Regions from separate parts of the Mus musculus genome. Here region 2 is linked to region 1. Evidence: chromatin loops called from intact Hi-C (ENCODE). Cell type or tissue: gastrocnemius. All regions are shown on one strand.

Region 1 (8,000 bases):
ATGAACTAGAGCGAGCTCTCTGCAAGCCAGACCTGCAGGCTCCTCTCCCTGAATATGCCTCTGTGGTAGAAATAGCTCCCTGAGTAGCTAGGAGGTTCGGAATTCCTAGGAGACTGGCCCTCTCTGGCCACTGGCTGCTTGGCTCAGGACTGCTTTTGTGTTAAAGCCATCTCTGTCCTTGGTTCCCACCAGCCCCTCTGCCTGAGACAGGCTGTGTGCTGGAAAAGGGCAAGGATGGGTTAGTGACCAGGCCTGGTCTTTCTGTGTTCTAGGGTCACACTGTGGACGGCCATAAGCTGGAAGTACGGATCTCTGAACGGGCCACTAAGTGAGTCCTCAGATGTCTTCTCTGTCCTTGGGTGGGTGGCAGCTCTCTGTGTCTGACCTTGGTCTGACCTTGGTGCTGATTGTCCTGGTGTCTCATGGTTCTTAAATGCCCCACCTCTGCCACCTACACACCCCAATTCCTCAGCCACTTGGGGTTCTTCACAATTAAGGTTTCTCTTGCCAACTTTCATACCCGCTTCCCTGCCCGTCTGAACCAGTCAGTGACCATTTTTATCATAAAAGGAGGAGATGGGGCTGGGAGTGTAGCCCGAGGGTAAAGTGCTGGCCCAGAATGCTTGAGGCCCTCCCTCATGGCGTTCCTTCCTTCTTATGGTCCTTGTTCAAGGACAGCAGCAATGGGCTACGCTGTTCAGGGGAGAAGATAACTCCATTCCCATCACCCCAAGCGGAGGATGGGCTGACTTCCTGTGCTTTCATCCTGGCCCCTTCTGGAGGCCACTTGCAATGACCAGGAGGTGTTTTCTGTGGGCAGGTGACAGGATTGGTCTAGGTACAAGCAGTTGGCAGCCCAGATGACCTGGTGTTTTCCCCCACCCCATTCCAGGCCTGCCTTGACATCAACTCGGAAGAAGCAGGTCCCCAAGAAGCAGACGACCTCCAAGATCCTGGTGCGGAATATCCCCTTCCAGGCCAACCAGAGGGAGATCCGGGAGCTTTTCAGGTAGGTCCCCACACTGGGCTGTGTGCACAGCGCCCCCTGGAGGCTGCGAGGCTTCCCAGGTCCTGACTGATAGTGCTTTAAGCCCACAATGGGGCTTTCTAAACTTTGCCTTTGGTCTGGCTTCCGTAATCTCAGAGATTATGGTACAAGAGTGCCCTGACCTCCCTTCTCAGAGGCAGGAGGATGTCTGGGTGTGTGCCTGTACTTTAGCACTGTCCCCAGATATCAGGAGAGATAGCAGTTCTGGTGGCTGCAGCCTGTGGTTCCCCTGTGGGATTTACCGATATCCCTCCATGCAGGCTTTGCTCCTGGAGAGTCATTTCCTTCAAGGTGGGTCCCAGACACTGGGACCTTCACCTCAGGTCCCCAGAGGACCCTGTTGTCCTCATGGGATTAAGATACTGGCCTCAGTTGCTCTCTGGAAAAAGCCATTTTGGGAGGACAGTGAATGTGACATACAGAACACAGGCCATGGTCTGTTAGTACAGGATGCAGTCTCGGCTTAGGGCCCAGGCAAGTGACGAGAGTCAAAGACAGCCTGGCTGGGACAGGGGTAGGTTGTCTTTAACTTCAGGGCTCTCCTTCCCTGGCCGTGACGGCACACAGGAGCCTGATGCAGGAGCCTGGGTTTCGTCAGGCTCATTCTGCTCGTGGTTTGAAAGGTGGTCCATCAGTTTAAATTCTTTTTTCCCCAACCTTTTTGTTTTATGTATGAGCATGTAACTTCCACTCACGAACTGTGTGCATGCAGTGCCTCCAGAGGCCAGAGGAGGGCATGAGATCACCTGCAACTGGAGTGACCACTGAGCTGCCATTTGGGTGCTGGGAATGAACCCGGGTCCCCTGGAAGAGCACCCAGTGCTTTTAACCACTGAGGCAGCCATGTCTCCTCCCTCTGTATGTGAACTCTTACAGTCTGATCCACACAGGCCTCAGGCTGACCACCCCATATGTGCATAGAAGAGCATTTTCACTTGGGTGGCCCTGTATTGAGTCTCAAGTTAAAGGAGACATTTCTGTGATCCCATGAGGGGGCACTGGATCATGAGGCACCCCAAGGCACGCGTTCTCAGAGCATGAGGTGGGGCGTTTAACCTTTCTGTGCCATTCGCCGAGGTTCAGCTGGGATTTTGGAGAACACAGGGGCCTTGAGTGCCCCTCCACCCCGCCCCCCCCCCCCACCGTGGCCTGCTGAGGCTCTGCCTGGGGAGGAGCCATGTCAGGAGCGCTCAGCCTCTGCTTGTCACTGTCTCGGGTGATGTCTCTGGTAGAATGACCTGTCTGCGTCTTGCAAGGCTACATGACAAGTGCTAAGTTAGAGAGGGAATTATCTTTGTGAGGCTTGCGTCTCTCCTCTTGCTGGGAGGTTAAGAGATGGGATGCTGCTTGGGGAATCGGCTTCAAAACCCATCCCTTTTCTCCCTGTTCTTCCCCATCCCCTGGGGTGGGGGTGTTCACCGCTGCAGTCAGCTCAATCAGTGCTGCATGCTGTCCCCTCTGATGTCTGAGCTCCGGTGCCTAGTGATACGGGTCACAGTCTGGGACAAGGGGCGCTTTTTTCTTTTTCTTTTCTTTTTTCCCCACATACCAGCATCCGGCACAACAGTCAAAAAGAGAGGGAGAGTGTTAGCTCCCGGCTCGCCTGTGGTGCCTCTGCCTCTTTTTTTTTTTTTTTTTTTTTTTTTTTAAAGAGTCCCAATCTCACAGCTGCCGCTTCAAAAGGAGTTGCTAAGAACCGTGCGTGTTGATCAGGAACCACATCCCTCCAAGATGACAGTGTCGCCCGGATCCACGGTGTATCAGGGATGACATTTATCCAGGGAAACAATAGACTGCAAGGCAGGGGAAGGTGCTTTGTTTGATCTGTGTATTATACTTCCTCTTTAGCAGACAGGGAATTAGTGTCTGCGGAATGTACTTACACTCGGCGTCTCTTCCCCTCCGCCATTGTTCTGACTGAGCGGTCCTAAACCCCTGAAGCTGGAACTGTCCTGGACAGGCACTGCCTCGCTTTTGTTAGCTTCCCAGTGGATAGATAGAGAGCTGGGGCCGATTGCAGTGGTGGACAGCAGGGGTCACTGTGAGACTTTCCCAGGGATGCGAGGCCCGTGCCTCAGCTCTGATTCTACACAAAGCCACCCACCGGCCAGCGGAAGGTCACTGACTGAGGGGAAGGAAGGCTTCAGGGTTTGGGAGAACTGGTTGACCTACTGTGTCAGGCAGGATTGGGGGCGCTTCTCATGGTAGATACACCCGGAGTCACAACCCACGTTCCTGGTATGTGCCTGTGTGCTGGGCTCTGTGCCTGGTGCCTGCCATGCTGGCTGGCTTGGAACTCGCAGCCCTGGGCATGGGAGGGCTTCTGCTGTGGCCAAAGTGAACTTGAAGCTGGCCAAAGTGAACTCGAGGCACAGCCTGCTCAAGACTGCACATCTAAGCTGGCCATGTGGCTTTCAGGGCTCTGACCAGAGCTTGGTCTTGTATATCTGTTTTCCTCCCATGTTTATAAAAGGACTTGTCATCCCCAGGTTGTCTTGGTGAGGACATCGGTGAATGTGTGTTTGTATGAAGCACTGTGCTAGGACCCCAGGGAAGGCACCTGTGTCCGGAGTATCCTCTCTTCTGCCGCTGTCTGTAGAGGGCCAGGGAAGAGAGAGGCTGTGAGGCTCTGTGAGGGGGCAGTCGCAGTGGCTGGTGACTGTGGTTCAGCATCACCCAAACTGTAGGAGCACTACCTGTGTCTTTACCCACAGTGCAGAATCCCAGAGGTTCTTAGTGGCTTCTCTCATCATCTCCCATCAGCCCCAAGGATGCTTGGAGGACCCGCCTGCCCAGGCCCCTCTACCCTGTGGAAGGACCAGCAGGGCTGCTCAGAGTGTCTGTGCACCGTGTGTGTGTACACACTGCAGCTCAGGCTGTGTAGCTGCAGCCATGGGCACAAGCCCCAAGGGCCCCCCCCCCATTGCCTTCCTTGGGACGGCCTTACCCAGAGTCTCTAATTTCAGGAAAGGCAGTGTCCATTCTGAAAGCTGATGCTTGGTTTTCACAGGGGGCAGGGAGGAAGGTTAGGATGTTTGGAAGCCAGCCCACCCAGCCTTGCTCAGTTTTCTCCTCTGTTGGTGTGGAACTGTAACTTGACTCCTGCTACCTCCCTGTTCCTGCCTGGGGGAGGAATGGACAGACAGACAGGAGGGAGGGAGGGTCACTAGCATCATTCTCAGTCTGGCGGGCACAGTTTAGGCTGTGCCGTCCAGTGGTTTCTTTCCCCCCAAGTGACTGTAGCATCTTTGGGGCCTCTCCTTCCTCACTTTGGGGTGGAGACAGGGAGCTTGCCAAGCCATAGGCTCCCCTTTGGTCCCTGTGGACTCAGCTTGGAATTTTGGAAGCCTAGTGTCAGGAGTCCAAGGTGGGAAAGAGAAGGCCTGAGTGGCAGGCAGGGAGGATGCACAGCCACGGCCTCTTACAGCCCTCCGCAGATCCCCTGGGCAGTTTCTGCTCACACGTTTTCATTCTCGAGGTATAGAAAAAGCACTGTCCCTTCGCTGTCTGGTTAGGGTGCTCTTGTTCCGCTCCCCATCTCTGCCCCTCACCTACAGGTCCTTTACTTTGCCTTCCTCGCCATGGGGTGCAGGCCATCTGTGTGAGGGCAGATTAGCTTCTTCCTTGCCTGTACCTGAGAGGATGAGGAACACGCCTGAGCTGTCCCAGGCCTACAAGCTATGTGCCTCCTTCCTCAAAAGACACCACACTGATGCTACAGAGGATAGCTAACAGTACATATAATAGAAACAGCCTATTCCTAGGTGGCCTGAGTGTTTTCCCTGGTCCCCAGCCAGTGACCGGGGAGTCTAGGTGCATGGCTGTTCTGTGGGAAGGCCTGCTGGACAGTGGTGGCACATGCCTTTAAGAAAGGAAGGAAGGAAAGGAAGGAAGGAAGGAAGGAAGGAAGGAAAAAAGGGAAGGCCCTTACTGTTGGCTCCTTGTCTGTCCCAGACCATCCCTCTGCCTCAGTCTCCTCTGTAAAGTATTCCCTACTGTTGCCCACCTTCCCAGAATGCAGAGCCCTTGGGATGTGAAAATTGCCCCACAGAGGCAGGGCCTGTGTCCCTGGAGCTCCAGAGGCCCTGTGGTCCCTCCTAAGACTGGCTGTTGCAGATTGTCATTGTCGCCTGGCTCACCACAGCCTGCGGTACCATTGACAAACTCTAGGCCATGCGTGGCCCAGATATGGTTCATATGGGCTGGCAGGCAGTGGTGAGCTAGCTCCTGAAGTGAGCTGCCTACAGCCTTGGATCTGAAGATAGGAAAACTCATCAGCCTGAGTCCCACACAGCTCTGCCAGCTGCCACTGGTTATGTAGTACTCACCAGAGAAGCTCCCTGCGCGGCTGGCCGCTTGCTCGCACCCCACCCCACCCACAGGCAGGAGAGGTTGAGCTTCTCCTGGATTTGAGACTCTGTAGCCCCTCCAGCTTCCTCTCCCTCCTTCCCATTCTCCCTGCGAGCTCCCCAAGTGGAGATACGCATGTGCCCACGTGATTATCTACTTACTGAACAAAACCCCACTCTGGACTGTAAGGTCCAATATCACCAGAGTCATACAGTGTGCACGGGAGCCTGGTGCCCAGTGGATACGCAGAAGATGCTCACAGAGTATGCGACCCACATATGCAGCCCTACTGGGCAGAGCCTTACCCTAAAATGCTGATGAAGTCCAAGTTGGGAGGCACAGAGAGGGTAAGCAGTTTGCCTAGGGTCACACAGCTCTGTGGTGCTGTAGTTAGCTCCCATTGTAGAGCCCACCATCCTCCTGGGACTGTCCCCGAAGGGTGGGGATATCCACTGCCTCTCAGATTGGCCAGGCTCTGGCTCCAGATAGAACACTGGTTTTTTTTGTTTTTTGTTTTGTTTTGTTTTGTTTTGTTTTGTTTTTTCTTTTCTTTTCCTGCAATTTCCTCCTCAGAGGTGTGAGCCACCTGCAAGGGTGTGAATGGGCAATTCACACCAGGCATCCAGAGTCCTTAATTACAGGCCTGGGTCTCCTGTGCCCAGCACACCTGTTGTGCTGACTTTGTGGACAGCTCAGTCTGTCCCTGTCCCTGTTCCTGTCCCTGTCGGCAGGCAGTGCCCTTCCTCTCCTGCCCGGGACTCGGGGCCCTGCTGCTCTCTGTCCTGGTTCCTGGCAGTATTTTCTAGAAGCTTCAAGCTCTTTGAACTGCTCTGCACAGAGAGAGTGGGATAAAGGGAGGGGGGGCTCATGTTCCCCTGGCTCTCTGGAAAGATGGATGTCATGCCTTGGGCCAGTAATGTCCCCTACCTCCCAGCTGAACCTACCTGTGCTCAGCTATACTTGACAGTGTAGGCTATATGCTCCTTGTGACATGGGCCCCAAGGCTCCATCTGTCTGTCTGTCTGCCTGTCTGTCTTTGATATCATCTCAGAGATCCAGTATCAGCATGGGATCGTGGGCTCCAGGTGGACGTGTTTCAATCTCAGAATGGCAAAGGTTTCTGAAGACAGACATTTAACCCAGTGTCATGCTTAAGTGGGCAGAGGTAAACAGATGCAGAGGTTTGTGTGCGTCTCATGCTTGAGTGCCCACACATCCACACCTTAGCCAACGCCCCACACAAAACATAGATGTCCCCACGATTCCTGGTCCTGCCACCGTCCCGCGAGAGTGGCCCCTCCCCTCAGTTCTGTGCCTCTGACAGCATAGTGTGTGCTCTCAGTGAGGCCCCATGTCCCACGCCTGCCTGTGGAAGTCCCATGCTGCCCCGAGGTACAGCCATGCCGTCTGCCTGAGCCACAGCTTGCCTGCCCATTGCTGGGTCTCACTGTCAGGAGGCGGTGCTGTGACGCCTCACCCACCTTTTCTACCCAGTCTCATTTGTGGGACTCTTACTAAGTCTCCCTATGATGGCTAGTAGTTGTCTGATCTATACCTGTGTGGGGGATGGTGTGGGTGTACGTGTGTGCACATGTGTCTTTGTGGGAGGCCATTTGCCCACAGAGACCAGAAAGGCCTGGAGTTACAGGAGGTTGTGAGCTGCCATGTCAGTGTTAGCAACTGAAGCCCATCTCTATGAGAGCAGCAAGTTCTCAGCCGCTGAGCGCCCCCAGCCCCAGTTGTCTGATCTGTAAACCAACTTCCCTTATTAACGTTCTAATTGTCTCTGTCATTCTGTGTATTCTGGAACTGTATCCCAGGTTCCATGACCGCAGCGTCTCCCTGGTCCTGTGGCAGCTTAGTGCCCACTCGCGCATGACGTGTCACTCAGCGGCCTTCCCTGGAGTCTGCCCCTCCCTGGCTTCCTGAATTGGGCACAGTCCCTCTGGAATCCATTGTTGTGCCTGGCTGAGGTAGGGGCTTCATTGAATTAGCTCACCCAGCTGATAGCAATGCCCTGTCATCTGGCTACACTCCTATAGCCTGTCCTGTCCGTGTACCTTACACACTTCCAATCTGCAGTGTTTGTTCCCACACATTGAACGATGGGTCTGGATCTTATTGGCTAAGGCCACTTACGGATCTTTGGGGGGATGTAGCCTCTCAGGTACAGGGGTTTTGTGTCCCCTGCACCTCAGGTTCCTGTAGCTTGAACCAGCTAGCAGCTCTGGATAAAGGGTGCCAGCCGCTTTAGGACATACACGTGGCATTGAAGAGGGCCAGGACAGAGGGAAGCTAAGACAAAAACTGAGGCACCATGTGGCTGACAGGATGCTGTGTCACACCTGGGGTGGAACCAGTGAGGTTGGCCATGCCCCTCCTCCATCCCTACGAATACTCCCTGGCTTCCATATGCATCAAAGAGAACCTTGGCCAGGGCTACAATCCAGAGTTAAGCTTTTGATTCTTGTATCCAGTATTGGCATAGGTGAGCACCCCTGGTAAGCACTCCCGTGAGCACTCACAGTAGATCCATATGCAGTAGCTGTAAGGTTACCATTTGTTATGTTCCTGATCTCACTGCCGTGGAACAAGACACAGT
Region 2 (8,000 bases), 65 kb after region 1:
CTGGTTCTCAGTGCTGGGACAAGAGCTGTCTCCAGCAACACCACGTATGTCCAACTTGAGTTCTCCCAGAGGATGTGCGGAACCAAAGCAAGCTCCAAAAAAACTGGAGGGGGGAACACTTTTTGATGAGACTGCACATGTTCTGCCAACTCTGAGATGCAGTATAGAGGAGACAGAACACAAAGTCCCTGTCATATTCCTGGGGGAGCAGGGGTGGAGAGATGGATTTACTGAAAGGGAAAGTATTGTTCTGGGTTGGGAGCCACCCTGCAGGATGGAGCAGGGGGAAGTCACTGCCCGGTAGGACTTCTTCCCTCAGGGCTATGTGATGGACTCACCGCTATAGAATAGTGGTGATGCTGACCTTACCAGGTCCTGTGAGTACAGACAAAGATGAAGGTGATCGGGAGCCCCCAGAAATACAGCAGGCGCTCAATAAAGGGGACCCCAGGGCCCAGCTGGCCACCACAGCTTGCTTTTACCAGCACTTGCAATGAGCCTGTGGCCTCAACACCTTGGGAATTTGGTGAGGACATCAAGCACCTGCCCCTAGTCTGAAGTTTCTAGTCCCCCTCTCACCGCTCTGTCTGTCTGTCCATCCACCGAGGCTAGCAGCTGCAGAGCCACTGCTCGGGGATGGGGGTGGGGTGCCCAGCCGCTGCCACCCGTGAAACCCCACGGTTTCTCATTTTCCCCTTGAGTGGTTTCTCAGCCCGGCTGGACCCGAAGCAGAGGCTGGGATGGAGACCCAGGCATGGGGAGGGGATGATCAAGCTCTCTCTCTCTCTTTCTCTCTCTCTCTTTCTCTCTCTCTCTCTTTCTCTCTCTCTTCCCCCCCTCTCTCTCTGCTGCCCCTCCCCCAGACAAATGGCTGAATACTCAGGGAGGGTTCTGAGAGAGGAATTTACAGGGGCTCAACCTGACTCATCCCCGGAGGAAGGATGAAGCTGTGTCTTCATACAGAAGAATGCAGAGCCTGCTGGGGAAGGGCCACAGCTCACAATGAAGGCACAGGCTGAAATTGTGGGCTCTTGTTCAAAGCATTTGAGTTCGTTTTCCTAAACTCAATTAGGGTCTCCAAATTCTTTTCTTGGGACACTGTTGGGGACAAATTCACTGTTTAGGACATTCCAGGAACCCGCAAAGGCTATCCTTTCTATCATTCTTAGAGGCTGTGACCCTGTGACACTAGAGAGCTTGAAGCCCCGCAGCCTTTCTCACACCTACCTGTGACTTATTAGTGTGTATGTGGGGGGGGGGGGTTGGAGTATCATAGGCTCAGAGAGGTTTATAGCTTTGCCCAGGGTCACACAGCTTAGAAATAGCAGGGTCACGCTTCAGTTCCTGGGTCTGCTGGACTCCACATCCAGTGCTCTGACATAGAAGATACTATGTCAGGTGTGAAGAGCGAGGGAGAGAATAGGCTGCAAGAGAATTAACCTTCCTTTGGATTCTCCACGTTCCTTTGTAGCTCCCCCACAGGACTGAGGTAGCCAGAGAGGCCCCTGCCTCTGCAGGCTCACACCTGCTGACCAGTTGGCTCACCCCAGGTGCCACCATCCCCACCCGACTCTGCTCAGAGCTCGTAGCTTTAGCAGGGCATCCAAGCTAGGCTTTACCTGGTCTGTTTTCTCAGACTCTCACTCTCAACGATGTTACAGCTGCCCCAACTCTGCCAACCCTGCCTCTGTTATCATGAGAACCACCAACCATGCCTGGGTAGAACTGGGGACCTCGTAGCTACCAGACCCACTAAGCCCTGCCCCAGCCTGACTCTTCCCTCCCATTCTAGCCATTGGGTCATCTTGATGTCCCCACACAGCATGGACTTGGCCTTGTTGCCCCCCCCAGTCAAAGACCCTCTGCTCCAAGATATCTCCAAGGAAGTCCTGCTCCATGAGGATGGGAAGGAAGGCCCCCCGTCCCACCACCCTGGCTAAGTCCATGTGTCCTACACCTACCAACCTCACACACACTGCACTTTACTGAACATTCTTCTTCTCTCATGTTCCGCAAGGACAGGGTCTGTTTCTTTCTTTTACTTTTTTAATTTTTTAAAATTATTTATTTTATGTACGTGAGTACACCATTGCTCTCTTCAGACACACCCAAATTGGGCAGCAGACCCCATCGCAGATGGTTGTGACCCATCATGTGGTTGCTGGGAATTGAACTTAGGACTTCTGGAAGAGCAGTCAGTGCTCTTAACTGCTGAGCCATCTCTCCAGCTCAGAGTCTGGATTACTTCTGACACTGTGGTGCCCAGCCAAGATACACAGTTGGGGAATGAATGGGTGCATCTATAGAGGACATTTCTTCTTCATATTCCTCTTGCCCCCACTTCAAAGATGTAAACACTGAGACCTGAAGACTGTCACACAGCTGTTGTGTGTGTGTGTGGGGGGGGAGGTGGTATACAGTGGAACATGCAATTGCTCAGCCTGCTTCTGGCCTGGACTCTCTTGTAAGCTGTGTGGTCTCCTAGCCTCTCTGGTTTCTAAATTCCTCACTGGAGCTAAGAATAAGACATGTGCAGTGGGTGCCTGCCTTGTGGGGTGTTGACTAGGAAATGACTTGACCTGTATGGAGGCGCTGGAGACGTCATTTAAGGATGTGCAGAGCCATCCATTCTTAACACCAAGTACCTGCCCTATTACAGAGGCAGAGAGCCTATGTCTCACCCCTCGGGTGGTACCAGCTCGGCAGGGATCTCTCCACAGAGGGGGGGAGGAACTCAAGACAGAAGTTGGAGGCCTGGGTCTGAGTCCCAGCAGAAGAGCAGCCACTGTGGGCACTTGAGCTAGAGTCACAGGCTTGGGTCTGGCTGCAGTAGCTTCGTTAGAATGCAGTCCTCAGATCAGCTTCTCTCTGATGGCTGCGAGTGATTGACACTTACAAATTACCCCGCCGAAAGTGTGGAGTCTTTGACCCCTGTGTAACATCTTTGGCAAGCCTGAGGTTTGCCAGCATTCTGTCATCTAATTACTACAAATCCCTGGAAACTTCTCCGGCCGCTGAATTTTTAATGCGGGGCAATTTCAACGTGCAGCCTGGCCCAGATGGGTTCCACTCACCTCCCCTCTCCCCGCCCCTCCTCCCCTTCCGGAGCCACTTGTTTTGCTTTAAATCTCACCAACTTCCAGATGAGCTGGGGGGCTCACCCCGAGAAGGCACAGAGCAGCCTCCCAGATCTGATCTGTAACCATGCTGTGAGCTCTTGTCTCTCCTACCCCGCCGCTGCCGCTGCCGGGCTAGCCTAACATGCAGGGTGGTGATGGACCAGACTCCTTGGGGGACACACGGTGTGAGTGCGCGAGTGGCCCCTCTGCTTGTCACTCGGCAGGCGGCAACCTGTAAGGTGGTCACCTTCACAGGACACGCTGGCAAAGCGAGCGAGGCCCGAGGCGAGCGCTTCTCAAGGTGACCACTCCCCCTAGTCTTTTAGGCCCCTTGGAGAACGGCGTTCAGCCAGGCAGGTGGCACAGAGCCGAAGCCGGGCCTACCGACTTGTTCTACTGCAGTGACCCTGAGCCTGACCCTGTTTCCTCTGACCCCAAGGGAGGCCACACTAGCCAGAGGAAATGTTACCAGAACCTGGGTGGCAGAATGGACTCAAGTCTGCCACCCAGCGGAAAGTCAGGCCGCCCCCACCGAGATTCGCTCATCCAGGAGCCCAGGCACCTGAAGTCTTCAAGTGGAGATGGAGCACCTGGCAGACACCCATTGTCCCAGCACTCAAGGCTGAGGCAGGAGGACTGCCAATTCAAAGACAGCCTGGGCTACATGGTCAAGCTCCATCCAAACCAGACAAACTCAACGGTATAAAAGTCTATAAATGTGAAAATGGCCCCAGTCTCAGGAGAGTCTCTCCCAATCATGTGTGATTTTCAAGTCTTCCTCCCTCCCTCCCTTCCTTCTTCCCTCCTTCCTTCCTTCCTCTCTCCTCCCTCCCTTCCTACTTCCCTCCTTCCTCCCTCCCTCCCTTCCTTCTTCCCTCCTTCCTTCCTTCCTCTCTACTCCCTCCCTTCCTTCTTCCCTCCTTCCTCCTTCCTCCCTCCCTCCCTTCCTTCTCCTTTTTATTTTTTAGTTTCAAGATTTCTTCTCTCTCTCTTTCCTGCATCGTCCTCCCAAGTGCTGGAGCTAACAAAACATGCCACCACACCCAGCCTCAGCTTTAAAATGTTCATTTTCCCCTTTCACCTATATTTATCGTACACACATATATGTACATATATACATGTGTGTATGTATGTGTGTATATGTGTGTATGTGTGTGTATGTGTATGTATGTGTGTGTATGTAGTGTGTGTATATGTGTGTATGTGTGTATATGTATATGTAGGTATGTATATATAGTGTGTATGTGTATGTATGTGTGTATGTGTATGTATGTGTGTGTATGTGTGTATATATAGTGTGTATGTATGTATGTGTGTGTATGTGTATGTATGTATTGTGTGTGTGTGTGTGTGTATGTATGTGTGTGTGTCCCCAGATGCCTTTTAAACTTGTTCCCAGTCAGCCTCCGAATAGCCATCACTTTGCAGTGTGGGAGCCTGTACCTGGTGTGGAGCAAATCCCACCAGAGCCCCCTCCCTGCTTCACCCTTTTCAGGAAAACGAGACTTGGCTTTTCAGGCCTGTTTTTTCTTACACATGTACCCGGCTGATAAAATATTCCACCTCGCCCCTTGTCCCCGTGGGACCCGCTGTCTTACGGGGAAAGGGTTTGTATGACAGCGAACCACAACAGACACCAATGTCGCCTGGAAACCGTGGGGTGGAGGTGGGGGACGGTGACTCCTTATTCAAATTCCCTCTTTGATAACAGTCTTGCTGGAGAGGGAGGGACCTGCCTTTCTCTGCAGGCTCCACTGGGCTGGAGGGCCCCTCTGGTCCCCTAGTAAAAGATGCTATCCAGATCTGGTCTCCTCCATTGGCTTCCCAGGGGAGTCCTGCAGCGATGGAGCCCGTGCTTATACAGCAGGCCGCTGCCTGGGCTCCAGGTATTGAGTTGCCTTCCCTGGCCCCCAAAGGCTAGGCAGGCTGCGCAGAAGCAGCCGTGGCTATGGGAACAGTGGGGCCACCACGCAAGGCTCGTGGGCCAAGGTGTTCCACAGAGGGGAGATGCAGGAGAGTGATGGGTTTGTCCCAGGCCTTGGAGGGGGTTTTGCATGGCACCTTCCTAAAGGATGCTTGGCCTTGCTTCTGTTGCCACACGCTCACCCGTGGCTCCAAACTGGGATATTATATAGATGGAGTATGGAGCACAAGAAGGCTTGTGGGGTGGGGATCCAGACCTGCCCCCCAATGCTTTCCCATTCCCCTTACCAAGGACAGCAGATTGTCACACTAGGGGTCCTCAGCTCAGGGGTGGACTGGCACCCCAAGAGCCAGGTCACTCCAGGCTCTGAATGGAGGGGCAGATCCATAGACCCTGCGCTTAAAGGAGCTTTGAGTGGACCCTGAGGCCCACAGACCATGAGGGAATTAAATCCATATCAGGGGAGAGGAACATCATGTCAGGAAGACAAGAAGAGAGTGGAACCCACACAGGAGGCAGCAGTGCACAACAAATACTCCGAATATTGGTGCCCCTCATGCAGGCCTCACTGGGAATGACCTAATGACCTAATGACAGACAGTCACTTAGACAGGGCTGTCTGAGTAGGAGCTGCCAGAGTGACCCAGGGTAAGCCATGGTGGCCTTCCCACAGGCCATGAGACCTTGTGGCTGGGCAGGGCTGTGAGGTCTGTGTGTAAGCGACAGTCAGATCCCTCCGCATAGCTGGGTCATCGTGGGTTAGCAAAGCCAGGTTCACATTGAAAGGAAAGCATTGGGCTCCAGTGTGAGCCCACCTGACCACTGGTCTGCAAGCCTCATATCTCCAGGATAGAGGAACGAACCACGAGGTTGTGTCAGTGATCCTAGGGTCTCACCTCTTTTATTTTGAAGTGTGATATGTATGCATATATGTGTACACATATATGTGGCTGTGCACAAGTGTATGTATGTGTGCAATATGTATGTGTGTGTGCTCTTTTTTTTAAAAGACTTATTAATTTATTTATTTAATGTATATAGATACACTGTAGCTGAACAGATGGTTGTGAGCCTTCATGTGGTTGTTCAGAATTGATTTTTTTTTTTAGGACCTCTATCCACTCCGGTTGACCCCACTTGCTCAGTCCTTGCTCCTGCTTATTATACATAAGTATACTGTAGCTGTCTTCAGACATGCCATTCCCATTATGGGTGGTTGTGAGCCACCATGTGGTTGCTGGGATTTGAACTCAGGACCTTCAGAAGAGCAGTCAGTGCTCTTACCCACTGAGCCATCTCACCAGCCCCGAGAGTGTGTGTGCTCTTATGCCCATGTCCTAAGCACATACCTCCTGCTCCTAACAAGGGAGCAGCCTTTTAAAGTCTGGGTCATATTTTTTTTCAGTTGAACATAAACACTGTATTTATTTAACACAACCATGCTTAGTCAGAGGACGATTTGCAGAAGTCACTTCTGTCTTTCACCAATATATAATTCAGGTTGGAAGATTCTAGCATCATGGTGCTCCATTCGGCAGAATCTAATGCCCGGTGGGGTCTCGGGCAGGCTGAGGTGGGCATGCCATCGTAAGCAACAGATGGTGGCACACACTTGTGATCCGGGTCCCTTGGAAACTGAGGCAGGATCAGGCCAGCCTGGGCTACATAGAGAGAGACCTGCTGGGTTTGTGACCACTTGAAAGAAGCTAAAGTCATCAAAGAGGAAGGAGCCCCGGTTGAGAAAATGTCTTCATGAGATGCAGCTATAAGACATCTTCTCAACTAGTGATTGATGGGAGAAGGCCCCGCCCACTGTGGGTGGAGCCATCCCTGGGCTGGTGATCCTGGATTCTATAAGAACATAGGCTGAGCAAGCCATGGGGAGTAAGTCAGTAAGCAGCACCTCTCCATGGCCTCTACATCAGCTTCTGCCTCCAGGTTCCTGCCCTGTGTGAGTTCATGTCCTGACTTCCTTTGGTGATGAACAGCAATGTGGAAGTGTAAGCTGAATAAACCCTTTCCTCCCCAACTTGCTTTTCGGTCATGGTGTTCATTCCAGCAATAGAAACCCTAAGTCAAAGAACATCAAACGAAAACAGTGCACATTATATAATTTGTGTTCAGTTTGCAGCTGGATGTACGACCCAGCTCAAAAGCAGATGCTGAATCCCCTTGTACTTGGGGTATCCCCTGAGGGGTCTCTTCTGGGTTTTTTGTTTGTTTCTTTGTTTGTTTGGTTGGTTGGGTTTTGTTTTGTTTTTTTTTGGTTTTTCGAGACATGGTTTCTCTGTGTAGCCCTGGCTGTCCTGGCACTCACTCTATAGACCAGGCTGGCCTCGAACTCAGAGATCCGCCTGCCTCTGCCTCCCGAGTGCTGGGATTAAAGGTGTGCGCCACCACGCTTGGCCTGAGGGGTCTCATCTAAGCCCTTATTTCAACCCCCCTTGAGGTTGAGAGGCCCACAAGCTGGATGCTGGGGCCACATCCCCTCTCCTCACATAAGTCCGTGGGGTGACCAAAGAAGAGAACAGTCTTTCTTTCTTTTTTTTTTTTTTTTTTGGCTTGGTTTTAGTGTTTTACTTTTCTGTTTTGAGACAGGGTCTCACTATGTAGCCCAGGCTGAGCTTGATCTCACAACCCTCCTTTCTCAGCCTCTGAAGGGCTGGGATGACAGCCACATGCCACTACATGGACCCTAGCATCTCTGCTTGGATGAGCTAGCCGACTCTCTATGGAGCGAGCCCTCAGTTCCCAAACTGTTCTGGGCCCTGAGACGTCATCTCATGAGTAAGCCCCCCCTCCCCAATGAGGAGAGACAGCATCTCAGAAATAGTTAAATGTTGGGATTGATTCTACCTCCGAGAATCCTCAAGAAAAAGGTGGGTGAGCAGAGACCACTTTTTGAGAAAGAAAGGCTCTACGCTGCAGTTGGGAGTCTTAGTCAGAATCCAATTGCC

What was found. A loop is a pair of places that touch in the nucleus more often than their neighbours do. Peaks named below come from ENCODE experiments on the same cell type or tissue, not always from the same donor. Only the 100,000 strongest peaks of a DNase experiment are listed, where the experiment ranks them.
Region 2: a loop joins it to region 1, with 14 times the contacts of the local background. A loop is called at or near these places in 13 of 42 quality-filtered maps.

What each region holds. Positions count from the first base shown.
Region 1 is chr5:120,143,105-120,151,104 of GRCm38, forward strand. Rbm19 (RNA binding motif protein 19) reads left to right here. Exons shown (of 24, transcript NM_028762.1): 20 at 273-328; 21 at 893-1,009. Among named protein-coding and RNA genes, the nearest start is that of Gm10390, 7.8 kb to the left of the region's middle. In gastrocnemius, CTCF peaks have their summits at 1,052 (motif pointing left), 1,783 (motif pointing right) and 3,084 (motif pointing right); DNase peaks (open chromatin) are centred at 1,034 and 3,115; H3K27ac peaks cover 341 bases.
Region 2 is chr5:120,207,866-120,215,865 of GRCm38, forward strand. No RefSeq gene overlaps it. Among named protein-coding and RNA genes, the nearest start is that of Gm31836, 23 kb to the right of the region's middle. In gastrocnemius, a CTCF peak has its summit at 3,632; a DNase peak (open chromatin) is centred at 3,519; H3K4me3 peaks cover 662 bases; H3K27ac peaks cover 548 bases.